5 separate regions of the Homo sapiens genome follow, and regions 1, 2, 3 and 4 are each linked to region 5. The links are chromatin contacts, found by Hi-C or POLR2A ChIA-PET in ENCODE. All regions are on one chromosome and are shown on one strand. Each heading gives the region's core, a stretch centred on a gene start or an enhancer-like site at or near the end of the contact. The rest is flanking DNA. Distances are from core to core; before and after follow the strand shown. Region 1 overlaps ARHGAP26 (Rho GTPase activating protein 26). Region 2 overlaps ARHGAP26 (Rho GTPase activating protein 26). Region 3 overlaps ARHGAP26 (Rho GTPase activating protein 26). Region 4 overlaps KCTD16 (potassium channel tetramerization domain containing 16). Region 5 has its middle 74 kb from the start of MIR5197.

What was found. A loop is a pair of places that touch in the nucleus more often than their neighbours do. ChIA-PET counts read pairs that join two places held with the same protein, here RNA polymerase II (POLR2A). Pooled maps may share reads with other maps.
Region 1: a pooled map shows a loop between it and region 5 (4-fold over the local background). The contact joins two enhancer-like sites. A Hi-C loop is called at or near these places in 13 of 37 single-sample maps with no recorded cell type and 7 of 50 pooled maps. POLR2A ChIA-PET finds 5 or more read pairs at or near these places in 1 of 52 experiments (OCI-LY7).
Region 2: a pooled map shows a loop between it and region 5 (2.4-fold over the local background). The contact joins two enhancer-like sites. A Hi-C loop is called at or near these places in 1 of 37 single-sample maps with no recorded cell type and 2 of 50 pooled maps. POLR2A ChIA-PET finds 5 or more read pairs at or near these places in 1 of 52 experiments (AG04450).
Region 3: a pooled map shows a loop between it and region 5 (8-fold over the local background). The contact joins two enhancer-like sites. A Hi-C loop is called at or near these places in 1 of 37 single-sample maps with no recorded cell type and 9 of 50 pooled maps. POLR2A ChIA-PET finds 5 or more read pairs at or near these places in 3 of 52 experiments (OCI-LY7, WTC11 and activated CD8-positive, alpha-beta T cell).
Region 4: a map of naive thymus-derived CD4-positive, alpha-beta T cell shows a loop between it and region 5 (3-fold over the local background). The contact joins two enhancer-like sites. A Hi-C loop is called at or near these places in 1 of 168 maps with a recorded cell type or tissue (naive thymus-derived CD4-positive, alpha-beta T cell), 3 of 37 single-sample maps with no recorded cell type and 11 of 50 pooled maps. POLR2A ChIA-PET finds 5 or more read pairs at or near these places in 1 of 52 experiments (activated CD4-positive, alpha-beta memory T cell).

Annotation. Positions count from the first base shown.
Region 1 is chr5:143,022,164-143,024,931 of GRCh38, reverse strand. All of the region lies in intron 12 of ARHGAP26 (Rho GTPase activating protein 26), which reads right to left. Among named protein-coding and RNA genes, the nearest start is that of ARHGAP26-AS1, 150 kb to the right of the region's middle. Within about 2 kb of position 1,296, at least 8 of the 41 ENCODE cell types and tissues checked have a DNase peak (open chromatin) inside an H3K27ac peak, as active enhancers do.
Region 2 is chr5:142,923,050-142,925,951 of GRCh38, reverse strand. All of the region lies in intron 10 of ARHGAP26 (Rho GTPase activating protein 26), which reads right to left. Among named protein-coding and RNA genes, the nearest start is that of ARHGAP26-AS1, 56 kb to the right of the region's middle. Within about 2 kb of position 1,636, at least 3 of the 41 ENCODE cell types and tissues checked have a DNase peak (open chromatin) inside an H3K27ac peak, as active enhancers do.
Region 3 is chr5:143,053,230-143,055,976 of GRCh38, reverse strand. ARHGAP26 (Rho GTPase activating protein 26) reads right to left here. Exons shown (of 23, transcript NM_001135608.3): 15 at 1,451-1,538. LOC124901097 (a long non-coding RNA gene) reads left to right here. Exons shown (of 2, transcript XR_007058979.1): 2 at 1,864-2,124. Among named protein-coding and RNA genes, the nearest start is that of ARHGAP26-IT1, 140 kb to the left of the region's middle. RefSeq lists an enhancer at 1,456-1,505. Within about 2 kb of position 1,441, at least 3 of the 41 ENCODE cell types and tissues checked have a DNase peak (open chromatin) inside an H3K27ac peak, as active enhancers do.
Region 4 is chr5:144,188,599-144,191,303 of GRCh38, reverse strand. All of the region lies in intron 2 of KCTD16 (potassium channel tetramerization domain containing 16), which reads right to left. Among named protein-coding and RNA genes, the nearest start is that of KCTD16, 19 kb to the right of the region's middle. Within about 2 kb of position 1,348, at least 10 of the 41 ENCODE cell types and tissues checked have a DNase peak (open chromatin) inside an H3K27ac peak, as active enhancers do.
Region 5 is chr5:143,604,084-143,606,783 of GRCh38, reverse strand. No RefSeq gene overlaps it. Among named protein-coding and RNA genes, the nearest start is that of MIR5197, 74 kb to the left of the region's middle. Within about 2 kb of position 1,308, at least 7 of the 41 ENCODE cell types and tissues checked have a DNase peak (open chromatin) inside an H3K27ac peak, as active enhancers do.

The DNA of each region.
Region 1 (2,768 bases), core at 47-2,546, 580 kb after region 5:
AATTAATTTCTCAAAATCACACACTCAGTAATTCTTGAGGCTGGGATTTCAAACCACGTGTGGAATACTCCAGAGCTAACACTTCTAAGCACTACTCTACCCTCTGCTCAATCTTACATGCCGATTGTGAGCTGCAGGCTCTGACAACTCTGATCAGTGCAGGGAGTGACCAAGTTTGCCCTCAGAATGAAGTCTCAGTTTTCACATCTGTAAATGGGGTCAATAATAGTATCTAGCTCATAGGGTTCTTAGGAGGATCAAATGACATAACGTATATCAAGCAGTGAACATGTTGCCCACTCCCCAGTATGTACTCAATAAACATTAACCACAATAACTGGAAGCCTGTACTCGGTGGCAGTGGGGGAAATATTTTAGTCTCTGTCTCAATAACCCCTTGCACTGGGCTTTAGGGGTTAAAGATGTAGCCAGGGACCTGCTCACTGTCTCTTGGCTGAAGCCCAAACTGGGATGGCAACGGGTGGCTCACACCTGCTCAGGCTGCAGCCTGCTGTCAGTACAGAGCCCACATCACTGAGGGAAAGGGGAATATTAGGCCATGGCAGAGGCATACACTGGCTGCATCTGCCAGTCTAAAGCTAGCTGAGAGAGAGGGTAGATTTGTCAAGTGTCTTTTAGGACAAGCAGAAAGGCTTCTGATTATCCATGCAAGTCCAAGGAGTACCACCACCAGTCATAGCTTTGGGGGCCAGGGTCTCATCAAACAAAATAGCTGGGAACTCAAATAATAAAATATCTGCAAAAACAAGCTGTTCCTGCCCCTTCTTCTCTCTCCAGCCCCCTGCCCTCCGAGCCAGGGCTATTCTAGAGCTGGGGTATTACAGCTCAACTAAATGTAATTCAAGCTCAATGCACCACAGCAACTGTGTTGCACAGGCAACTCATAATGAAAAGTGAGGTGTAGAAAGTCAGCACCTAGGGAGAGCTAGAATTATACCACCTCGCCTGACTGCGGCTCAGAAGATGAAAGTGGTGGCCACGGAAACTGCATGCACAGGAGAGAGGAGAAAGGGGAAAGAAAAAGGGTGTGGGGAGGAGGGCAGGAAGGAACGCAGGCAAGGGAGGGAGGCAGAGTGTCTGTCCTCTATCAGCTCAGACCTGGCAGGCCTGGAGAGAAAGCTGGAGGGGATGCTGCACTCAGCTGACTGCCTCGTGGGCCAGTGCATAGGCGGCCAGGCCACTGTGCCCATTAATGCCTTCCACCCTTCTCAGGTTTAAAAGGGGAAATGTTCTATTTATAAGCCACCGACCAGCAGAGGCCTGGCAGCCTCTGGATGGTTCTGATCCCAAAAGGATCCTGGTTACCGGTGGCTGCCTCCTCCTGCCTCTCAACTGTGGGTGTTCTAACAGCAAAAGGCCAAAGGTGACTAGAAGCAAAAGAAAAACAAATCCTCTTTTCTGCCCTCTGCTGCTTTCATGAGACGGTGGATTTTTGGTAATGGCTGAAGGCTTTAGATGTCTTTTAAAAATAGTGGCCCAGGCGATCCCATCAAGGCTTTCCCTACAGTTTTCAAGCCTAAATCTCCTTTTCTGTTTTACAGATCAAGGGAGGCTGAGGAACAGAGATGAAGGAAATGTACAGTCAGAGGCACAACAATAGGAAACAGAGCAATGGTAATGATGTCCCTCCCCATCTCCTCTCCTGGTCCTCAATCTTGTCCTCATAAAACAAGGCAAACCTGAATAAAACGCCATCAGGGAGTTTGCTCTGAATGACGGCCTAAAGAAGGATGAGTGGATGTACAGAAACAACATATAAAGCATTATGTTGTGTTGCCAAATCCCTGTGGGAGAGTGGTGGGCCACACTAAGGGTCTGACCCTGGGGAAGCCAGTCAGTGAAATGCGTGACCCTTGTGCACCCAGCACTGTGCACAGGTGTTTGAGGAACCACTGAGGGCTCTAATGAGGTGGTGCACTAAGAAGGAATATGGGATGGCCCCTCAGCCACAAAGAACTAGAGGGGTTAGATGTTGGAGTCTGATGATGAAATTCCTTCCAGCCCCCATGGGTGGACCACATATGAACAGGATGGCAGAATGGATCAAAGATTTCAAGCATATGAAGTGTTGCAGGAAAAAAATGACCCTGGCAATGAGGCAGGCTAGGGTTTGAGTATGAGCTTCACTACTTCTCAACTGTGCTCCCTTGACCTCTTTAAGCCTGTGAGCTCCTTTGGAAACTCAGTTGCTGTGAACAGCATTTGTACAAATGGCAGCCCATCGTGTGACACTTTCATGCTCCCTCTCAAAACCTCATGCCATCCCATTTAGACTAATTTTAAAAACTTAGCCTTGTGTTAAGCCAAGGGTTAATAAACTACAGTCCCTGGGCCAAATTCACCATTGCCTGTTTTGTAAAACAAAGTTTTACTGGAAAACACCCACACCTGCTCATTTCCATATTGTCTGTGACTGCTTTCACACTACCATAGCGGAGTTGAATACTCCTATAAAAATAAAAATATTTACTATCTGGCCCTTTACTAAAAAAAGTGGACCCCTGTGCTAAGCAATAACATTTGTAAAATCAGGGGATTGGCCAGGCGCAGTGGCTCATGCCTGTAATCCCAACACTTTGGGAGGCCGAGGCAGGCGGATCACCTGAGGTCAGGAGTCCGAGACCAGCCTGGCCAACATGGTGAAACCCCATCTCTACTAAAAATAAAAAAAATTAGCCAGGTGTGGTAGCAGGCACCTGTAATCCCAGCTACTAGGGAGGTTGAGGCAGGAGAATCACCTGAGCCCA
Region 2 (2,902 bases), core at 387-2,886, 680 kb after region 5:
ACTAACTCCACCCCACTGAAACAAAAACACTCAGAATTTAACAGTACCGTTCTTTCTAAATCAACCTCCAAAGATCTAGAATTTACTCATTCATAAGACTATAAATCTTCTGTTGGCAAGAGTTCATTCCCCAGCTTCCATCCACACTACTGTATATTTAAGGGTCAAATTCAAAGTAGAAGAGCTGAGGCACCCACAGGAACACACAATCTCAAAGCCTGTGTCTGAAACCTGCCCCTTATGCTTATTTAGGAGACAAAGGGGAATGATAAGGAATGGAGCATCAGCTGCCATCCACTTGCAAGAAGAGTTTTGCAAGTGCCAGGGAAGGGAAGTGGTCCTTTGTTTCTAAAGTGCTACTGGGAAAATGAATTCCTAACAGTTCCTGGACAATGCAATGGTTCGGGTTCAGAAGAGCTTCATTTACACAAAGATATGGCCAAAGCCACATAGAATAATCTTGGAGAATGACACCTTTTCCATGTCTGTTTATGAGATTACAGACCCAAATGTCTACGGAGACTCGGTAAGTAAGAAAAATTAGGGAAACTGGATAAGAAATTCTTTAATCCAAGGAAAATAGACTTGGTCTTATGTTGCTCTTGGTTTTTTCTTTTGCAGTTTTACTTTCAGATAGAAACAAAGAACAAAGAATTATCTCCCCTCTGTGGGAAAAACAACAGTGCAAGTGCAAAGCAAAAAAGCTGTCACTCGTCTTCATGGGGGAGGTGGGCAACAGGGCATGGTGGGGACTGCGGCAGAACAGAGAGCACACACCCCACCTAAAGGAAATATCTGTCATTCAGCTCAACCGGTAGCTGGCATGCGGGAAGGCATGATCAGCAGTTAAAGATTTTTTTCAGTTTTAAACTGTTGCCTCAAACACTATTCAAGCCAAACCAAGCATGTCTGTGGACCACCAGTTTGCAACTTCTGTTGTCTGTGTCTTCCTCTGAATCTATCTGAGCTTCACCCTAGGTCATCATTACATGTTATAAAGTCATCCATCTCATGCATTAAGACCAACAATGAAGGATGCCTGTCTATATTCTTGATTCACCTTACAGTCAAACTCAGGAGAGTATCTCCAGGTCATCCACAAAGGAGGAACTTGGGCTACTTCCCTTTTTCTTCCAATACTCAAGGACACAGTGCCATCACTGGAAGGCAATGGTAATCTACTATTTGGAGACAGAACATATGAATCTGCACTACTATGCGTGCTCTGATGTAATAAACCATTGAGGTCCTTCTGCAAGACCTTTGTGCATGGAAAGAATTAATAATATGCCATGATAATCTGGGTGTGGTACAGGTGAGAGACAGAGGAAGTAAGAAACCAGAAGATGCTGCAACTGGCAGCCCCCAAACCACAGGTAGATTTACTGAGTGTTTATTATGTGCTAACCACTGTGCTAAGGACTTTACTTGTATTATCATTCATTCTTCACAATAACTGTATGAAGTAGACACTACCATTATTTCTTCTTTTAAAAGTGAAAAGACTGAGACTCACATAAATTACTTGCATAATGTCACACCACTAGTAAGTGCCAAAGCCTGCACTTGAACCCAGGTGTGCCTGAATCTAAAGCAAAGCCCATGCTTTAATGACAATGTTGTACTGCCCCCCTGTGCATGTAGCATACATGTCCTGGGATCCAGAAAGACCAGCATCTTAAGGAGAAGAAGAAAGGAAGGAAGGAGGGAGGGAGGGAAGGAGAGTTGGAAAGAGGAGGGAGGGAGGAAGCAAGGGTCAACCCTCTAAGAAGGTTTTGGAAGTAGCTTCTAATCAATTATTTAGAAAGGATCTGATCCTCTCAGCACTTTGGGATGCCGAGGCGGGTGGATCGCGAGGTCAGGAGATCGAGACCATCCTGGCTAACACGGTGAAACCCCGTCTCTACTAAAAATACAAAAAAATTAGCCAGGTGCGGTGGCAGGCGCCTGTAGTCCCAGCTACTTGGGAGGCTGAGGCAGGAGAACGGCACGAACCCGGGGGGCGGAGCTTGCAGTGAGCGGAGATTGCGCCACTGCACTCCAGCCTGGGCGACAGAGCAGGACTCCGTATCAAAAAAAAAAAAAAAAAAAAAAGGATCTGATCCTAATAAATGAATGAATCATAACCTATTAAAGCCTGCAACCTTAGTATTTTTAGAGGAATGTTCCTAAAATAATTAGGATCATAGCAATAATAATAGTCTAAAAAGTAGGTATCACCAACCACATCAGATAAGTTCTTACATTTTTATGAGAGACTGAAGTCGTAAAACATCGGGAAGCCCAAAGACATCTTTGGCATATTAAATTGCATGGCTCTTAAATGCAACAGATATTGACTGAGTTCCTATTATGTGCCAGTCATCATGCTAGGTATCAGGGACATAGAAGCAAGCAAATGTTAACACACTGCACAAGGACAAGGCATTATTCACTGATGGGATGAGTGAGACTCAAGGAGAATGCAAATACCTGTTACTACTATTGATAACAAACTATGAAAATATAGCTTCTGTTTCATGTATTTTTTTTTCATTTTTACTATTCTATCTCACAATCAACAGAAATGTACATAAGTGGAATGTACTGGTTGAACTGTTTCTTCTATCCAGAATTACATAATAGCTCATTTTTGGTTTTGATTTTAAAAAGACAAACTCATTTTATATTTAGAAATTGGTAAATAAACTGGTATATTCAACCAATAAAACTCCATATTTCACCAGGCAGACTAAAGAGTAAAAATAGGGTTGCCTCAATCACCCTCCCAATCAAGTCCATTAACCACCATACCCCATTCTTTGTTAAACCAGAATCAAACAGCAAACAGGCATGCTCTCATTTAATTAAAAGAAAAAAAAAAACTCCATGACAAGTTCAAACTACATGAATTCTAAGACTC
Region 3 (2,747 bases), core at 192-2,691, 550 kb after region 5:
TCTCTCTAAATAGCAGCCTAGAGACTGACAAACTGTAATACATTTCTCGAAGACAAAGATCACAGGGAAACAATAACAATGTAGTTTCCCTATTGCAAGCGTTCTGAGATTTCACCCAAAATGTTTATTCTCTCTCTTTCTTAAATGAATAGACACAACTATGTTTCATTGTCAACACTAAAATAGTGCTAATGCAAGAGTCTAACACAAACTAAGAGATTTCCTTTTCAGTCAGTGACTCATCTATCAACAACAGCATTTTAAGATGTGTCTGAGAAACAGGCAACTAACTACATATTTGCAAGTCTTGATCTTCCCAGCGGCTTGTTGTTAGAATCAATTCATCTAGAAACACTATAAAAGATTTTTGTAGGTGTTGTGGTGGTGAATTCACTATGGAGTATTGCTCCAGAATGCTAGAACCCCTAACATTAGGTATGATATAAACAAATTTTACCTGCTGGGGTATGAGTATGTTTAACCATAAACTTGAGGGTTTTTTCCTGATAGTTCAAATAAGAAACTTCTCAATAGGACTATACATTATTCTTGGCTCAGATTTTATTCTCATTGGGTCCCTTAATTCGACTCCTAGTTTTAGTTAACACTTACATTATATCTTACTCTTGACTCTAATTACCCAATAGCCAATAAAATCTACATCAGCAATTCCTTTTCTGTGGCCTCCTTCCTTTGCTTTCCAGCCAATTCCATCTTCAAAAAATCTGCACAGAGACTTATGCTATTTCTGATGACCATTCCCCTCTCCTTTTAAGACTAGGTCCCACCTTTTTTGGTAAGAACTATGGTATTCCTGTCCTTCAAGTCCAGCATAAATATTTTGGTCTATTCATGAAACTAAGATGCAGGCAGCTGGTCAATAACCCAACCTTTAATAATGAAAGGAGGCATAGAGAGGGTACAGTAGTATCATATATAAATGATACAAGGAAAATAGTCTCTGCAGAGAAATAATATTGTCCAGTGTAAGGGAAGGAGTCAAAAAGGAGTTCCATTAAGTTCTCATTTTTAAGAACCATTGTCAGCAATGTACTCTGTGTAAAGTATGAAACTATCAAAATACATGAGGTATGTAATCATGCATTCTTAACAGAAGATGATTCATGATTCCTTGTGTTCTTAACAGATTATTCAGGGACTTCGGGGAAGACCCCATTTTAGGTTCTGTTCATGGCTAATTATCACAATACTTCTCATATAGAACAAAGTTTCCTAAATCACTCAGGGTGTCACTGCACAAAGGCAACCCATCAACTATGGATGATTTACGATTGGTTTGACCAGCTGAGCTAAACGCACCCACACAGAAGCTGTTTCCACATCTCAAACACCCACCCGACAGCTCTCCGGAGTCTGAAAATAAAACTGCTTTCTTCCTGATTGCATGATAACTAGCTGGCACTCTGCCTTGCAAATGGAAAGTCCCTACCTTAGGTAGGTCTTCAGAGCACTAGTGATGGTCTTTATCTCCCATTCAGCACAGATATCTGTTTCTGTCTCAGAAGCAGTCTTGGGGTCTAAAATGAAGAAAAGACAATACATAAAGCACAGCATAAAATGGAACTAATAAATAAGCACACATAAAGGCATCCAATCTTGCTAGTAACTAGAGAAATGCAAAGTAAAACAAAAATGACAAGTATTTTTTTTACCTATTAAATTAGGAAAATGTCTAAAAATTCCAATATCTCTTGCTGGCAAGAATGCAGTGAAACTGATCCTCTCCTATCCTGCTGGCAGCAGGAGAGACAAATGCAAGAGTTTTGAGAAGCAATTTGGTAATATGTATCAAAGTCTTAAAAACGTTTATACCCTTTGAACCAGTAATCTCATTTCTCACAGTCTATCCTCAGAAAATAAGATAAGGCACGAGAAAAGTTACAGACCCCAGAAACGTTCAGCACACACTCTTCTTTGCAAAAGCAGAAAAAACAACAAAAAAAGGAGACAACCTAAATGTCCAACGATAGAAGAATGATTAAGTGAATTACCGTATGTCTACCTGATGGAATATTACCTCGCCGATTTATATGACAACGATGACTGTAAAGCAACATGGAAAATGCCTGCATTATATAATGTCAAATAAAAAAAAACAAGATATGTCTATGAGAAACTTTTTCTATGAACTTTTTATATGAACAAGGCTGAAAGGAAATACTCTAAATTAGTGGTTGGGTTAAAGTGGTGGACTGTGGTATGATTTTATTCCATTACTTTTGTATTTTTAAAAAAATTGCTTTAAGCTCAAATGTGCAATGAGAACCACCATATCAGCTCTGACAATTTCTTTTGTCTCTTCTTGCATGGACTTTTAAACAAATCAGTATATTTTAAACAAGCATGTATGATAAAAGAACAGGAGAGATAATTCTTATAATCTTCCTGAGTAGCACACAAGGAGGTGAGAAGAAGAGGCAGAGGTTGGGGAGTGTAATTGCTTCACAGATCCCCATCCTGTCCCTGGTGAGGCAGGCCAGGTCATACACATACTGGTGGGAGGGTCACAGAGTCTTTTTCAGTGCACAGGAGGGAGAATCCAGCTCCCTCATACTGGCTAAAGACTAGTTCTTTGCCACCAGCTCCCAGTCCTTTTTTTTTCTGCATAGCACCTCATTTTGAGTTGGAGAGCAACCCTTTTCTTACTTTTTCCAGGGGTGGAGAATGAGATTCAGGACAGACTGGCCAAAAGTATATCAACTCTCTGGACTCAGTGCCTGGATGAG
Region 4 (2,705 bases), core at 99-2,598, 580 kb before region 5:
AAATGACAGAAACAAGTTTCTCAACGACCACCACTTCTACAGAGTAACTCAGAACTCATCTACCCTCTCCCCAGCATCCCTTTGCTCACTTATCAGGGAGGACTTCCACCAATGATTCCCATTCAATGTCCCCACTGACAGGTGTGGCTTTGACATTAAAGCAATAAGAATTTCCGTTTTTACAACAGTATTAAAAAATATTTTCCCTCTATCCCCCAGCCATGAAAGAAAGGGAAATAAAGATAAAAGCTGCTCTATTACCCATTTGGCAAAGTGAAGAATGGTGTACATTGAATGTCGCACATTAACGACAATCAGTGAGGCTCACCTTCAGCAGAGAATGAGAATGTTTTATGTGTGTTGTGGTGTGTGTGTGTCTGTGAGTGCCCATTCACTCATTCATTCAGTAAATGTTTGTTTAGTATGTTCCACATGCTAGGCATTGCCATAGGCAATGGGGATTCCACAATGAACACAAAAGAGCTGAAGCTCCTGCCTTCATAGAGCTCACATTCTAGACAATAAATGAATAAGCATATAGAATGTCAGATGATAATAAATATAGTGGAGAAAAATAAAATAGAATATTAATTACTATGTTACTGGGGAGGGGTATTAATAGCAAAGGGACAGAGGGGACAAGGAAAGAGGTAGGGGAAAAGTGTGTTCTTTAGTAGTTTAAGCTAAAAAAGGCTTTTTCCAGTCAGGTGAACTATAGTAAAGAAAGGAATTTTCATTCAACAATCAATCGTAATATTAATAGATATAATAATAGATACCAATTACTGAATCACTACTACATGACTGTCACTATGCTGAGCATTATTTCATTTATTCTTCACAATAAGCTTTGTTAGTGTGACACTTATAGGCACAAAGGAAAGTGAGGCATCGTAAGAAAGAGAGAGAACGGAAGGAGAGAGAAGCCAAGGTTCAGATAAGTCAAGTAGCTAGCCCAAGTGATCTTACGCAAATGTACAGAACGTGGATTTGAGTGCAGACACTCTGACTCCAAAGCCTGCACTCTTAACCCAGACACTGGGTTGAGGTACAGAGATAAATAAGTCATGGACTCTGCCTTGGAATTGCTCATAGTCTAGTAAGAGAGACAGACTCGTAAACAAATAAATCCAGTGCAGTGATAGGAGCTATAATAGAGGTATAATAGCGTTAAGGAGACACAGAGGAAAGAGTGACTAAGTGCCTGGCTGCGGGTGGGGTGAAGGGTTATCAAAATGCAGACATATTCATTTGTGCTTATGTAATTCATTGCTCTCGCTGGGTCTGGTTACTCACAACGAATCTGCAGTTCCCTCCAAAACCTTTTCCGGTGGATTTCCCCAGTCTGTCTTCACAGGTTGTGGGTTGTCAGCCTCATCCTGAATGCAATAAGTAGTTCTGACACAGAGGCCACATAAACTCTTTAAAGCCACTGTGGAGAAGGAAGGGAAATAACAATATAGCAGTCTACCTTAACTACCTTCATAAAAGGCTAAGGAATATGGCAACCATGTGAATTAAAATGAGATGACCAATATAAGGGAAAAGAGGAAAAATGCTGGCAAACCACCTGAAAAAACTAAAGGGCATGTGTATTGTGATACAAGGTGGCTGACAACAGTTACTCAGAAAGGAAAATTATATTCCGTGAAGGTCCTTATTACCTAGCACGATTTGCTTTAAGCCTCCATTCTTAACCTAGGTCTGCAAACGGGATTCACAAAATTCATGAATTCCCTGAAATTGTATGCAAAACTCTATGTACCTGCTCTACATTTTCTTTTTCTTTTTTCTTTTTTTTTTTTTTTGAGATGGAGTCTCACTCTGTCACCCCGGCTGAAGTGCAGTGGCGCAATCTAGGCTCACTGCAAGCTCCGCCTCCCAGGTTCACGCCATTCTCCTGCCTCAGCCTCCCGAGCAGCTGGGACTACAGGCGCCCGCCACCACACCCGGCTAATTTTGTTACTGTATTTTTAGTAGAGTCGGGGTTTCACCATGTTAGCCAGGATGGTCTCAATCTCCTGACCTCGTGATCCGCCCGCCTCGGCCTCCCAAAGTCCTGGGATTACAGGCGTGACCTGCTCTGCATTTTCTAGAGATCCCAAGAGTTCATCCAAATTTCAAAACAGTACATGTTCTCCAAGTAGGTTAAGAGCTGTGCGTTAAATACTTTCAGAACTGCTACTCCAGTAGATTTAAGTATAAAGAGCCTGGCATATCTTAGAGGGTCCAAAATGTCTAAGTGCATCCTTTGATATCATTGTTATTTATTGCCTTTATCAATGTGTTTGCAAATTACTGGTGCTACTTAGACACCCTACACATGAATATAAGGCCTTACCATGACAACAGGGCTTGCTTTTGATTATGTTGTGTATAGTTGATCTTTTATCTCTCTTTTGGAACTTCTTTGTAGAAAGATTCACTTTTCAAAGAAGCTGTTCACTCAGTATTGATTCTCAACTTTTTGTGGCAGGGGAGGGGAGGTGAGTATTTGATTAGGAATATTACAATGCCCCATTTGGTGTTTTCAAGCTGACCTCTCACCTGACTCTTTTCCACTCCAAACCCCTATTTCATAACTCAAGTTATTTATCTGTTGATACATTTCTCTTCATGTATATTTGGATCACCTTAGGCACAACAGCTTAAATTTTATTTTGGTTAGATGCCTCTTTATTACATTTGATTTATAGTCATTGAAA
Region 5 (2,700 bases), core at 59-2,558:
ATTGCTAGCACCCATGATTTGTGCATTTTAAATTCAATAAATATTGTTTAACTGACTCCTTCCATGAGTCTAACTCTGAAGAAAGGAGCATTAAAACCTCCTGTAAGTAGAACTAGAAAAGGTGTGGGATAGTGAGTCAGATAAAGCACAGAACACTGAAGTATGAAAGGGAATATGGTTTTGTATGACACAGGCCAAAAGATGCTCAATGCTTCCTCATCTGATATGACCAAGACCAACGAGTTCTTAATGGGCCATTTTGAGTCACCACGATATAGATTTATATTCACCCACATCCTGCCTGGTAGGGTGAGACATGACCAGTAAAACCCAGTCCCCCTGTGGTTGAGAATTTATGAACTCAGGAGAACCCTGGAGACGAGAATATTTTTTTCTCAATCTTGCCTCCCTTCCAAAAGTTCTTCTGAACAAAATGAAAAAATGGGATTTCTCCTATCTAAGAGTTTATTTCACACTTTGTGGTTTAGAGAGCAACATGTCACTCCTTATAGGACTCTGGGGTGGCTATGACAATAATACCCATTTTACAGATGATGAAACTAAAGACAAAAAAAAAAGTGACTTTCCCATGGTAATAGAACAAGTAAGTTTTAAAGCTGGATTCAAGCCAAGGACCTCTGGCTAGAAAACAGTCCTTCTTTAAAGCAACGACACTAAGCTGAAATAGCTGATTTTGACCCCTTAAATAAACCGTTTATTTGTAGCTAGTACAAGCCACCTGTTAAGCAATAGTTTTCCAATTGGGTATTTGGGAGCCATGTAAATACAGTTCCTGTGCATCAGCAGGGAGCTGTCAGGGTTTGAACCTTCAAGTTTCCTCTCTCACATTATTGAGTCAAAACCCATCACATGTTAGAAAAGAATCAACTCCACTTAGGAGAGAGCTGACTGAGCACAGGCTCTTAGGAAAGAGATGAGTAAATACTTCCGATAATTAGACAAAAAGTCCTAAATTAGCAAAGCTTTCTGAGAAATTTTGACATGTTAGGAAATCCTCAGAACTATAGAATTGCTTTTCTGCAACCACTTACCTTCCCATTCCCTACTCCCAGCACATAACCATCAAGCAACCAAATGTCCATGAGGTCGGAGTTCTGTTAACAAACCAGCAGCAGTAAATGCTGGCCCATGGGATGCCACTCTCTGTGTCCAGTGGCCTTGGATCTCCACGAGGAAACACAGTTCCCTCAAGTGACAAGAGCTCTGCCTTACAATCATGAGTGTTAAAAATAGATGTGTACATGCAAGAGGAACAACCATGGGAAGTGGTTTTTGGCATTTCCTGTGGTCATATGTGCATCTGTTACCCGCCAACTGATTTCTAGAATGTGATTACAGATAGCTTACAGTAACAATTTTTATACCAAATGCCTAACTAATAAAAACATATGACTCTTCAGAAGTACAAATGCAAGGTATGGTGAGGAATTGAAGAAACAATCAGCATGATTCAGATCCTAAAATAAAATAAATCAGCACAGATTACATGATTCTATATTCCAGGTGTTCTCCTCCCTTCCTTCCACTTTTGATCTACACACTTTCCATCAGTGATCTCATTCAGAACCATGGAATTAAGCATCATCATTACCCTTATAATACCACAACTCCCTCTCCAGCCCTAGATATCTCCATTGAGCTTGAAGCTTGTATAGCCGACTCCACCTTAATATCTTCAAATGATTGTCCAATAAGTATCTCAAACTTGACATAAACAAAACAGAACTTTGTGGGGGTTTCTTCCCCAAAAACCCATTTCTTTCCCATTCTTTCTCAAATAAGTAAATGGTAACATCCTTCACCCCAGTTCACATACACACCTCTAACAATTTTTGTTCATCCCATCTTTTTCCTCATATCCAATCCATCAGCAGGTCAAGCCACATGTCTCCACATCCATGGCTGCTCTTCTAGTCCAAGCTTCCTCCATCTCTTGCCTGGATTACTAAAACAGACCTGCTTTTATTCTTGATTCCTGGCAACCCATTCTCCCCTGCCTAACCCCTCCATCTTCCATCACACTTAAGAAAAAAAATGCCTGGCCAGGCACAGTGGCTCACACCTGTAATCCTAGCACTTTGGGAAGCCAAGGCGGGCAGATCACCAGGTCAGGAGATCAAGACCAACCTGGCCAACATGGTGAAACCCCGTCTCTACTAAAATACAAAAAATTAGCTGGGTGTGGTGGCACGCCTGTAGTCCCAGCTACTCAGGAGGCTGAGGCAGGGGAATTGCTTAAACCTAGGAGGCAGAGGTTGCAGTGAGCCGAGATTGCGCCACTGCACTCCAGCCTGGGCGACACAGCAAGACAGCAAGACTCCGTCTCAAAAAAGAAAAAGAAAAAGTAATGCCTTACTAATACCAGCAATGCCATACAGAATCTAGCCTCTCCTCCTGTCTGAATTACCTCATACCTCATTCCACTCCACAAATACCCAACATGCCTTGTTTCTGCTCCTCAAACATAACAAGCTTGTCCCTTAGGGCATTTGCTTCTTCCTCTCCCTGGAATGCTCTTCGTCCAGATCTTCATATGGCAGGTTTCCTTTGTCATTTGGGCTTCATTTCAACAGTCATCTCGCAGGCCTTCCTTGAGCACCCAAATCTATGTTGTTCCTTCTACCCTTCAGTCACTATCACATATATCATGTTACCAGGTGTTTTTTTCAACATGGCTAA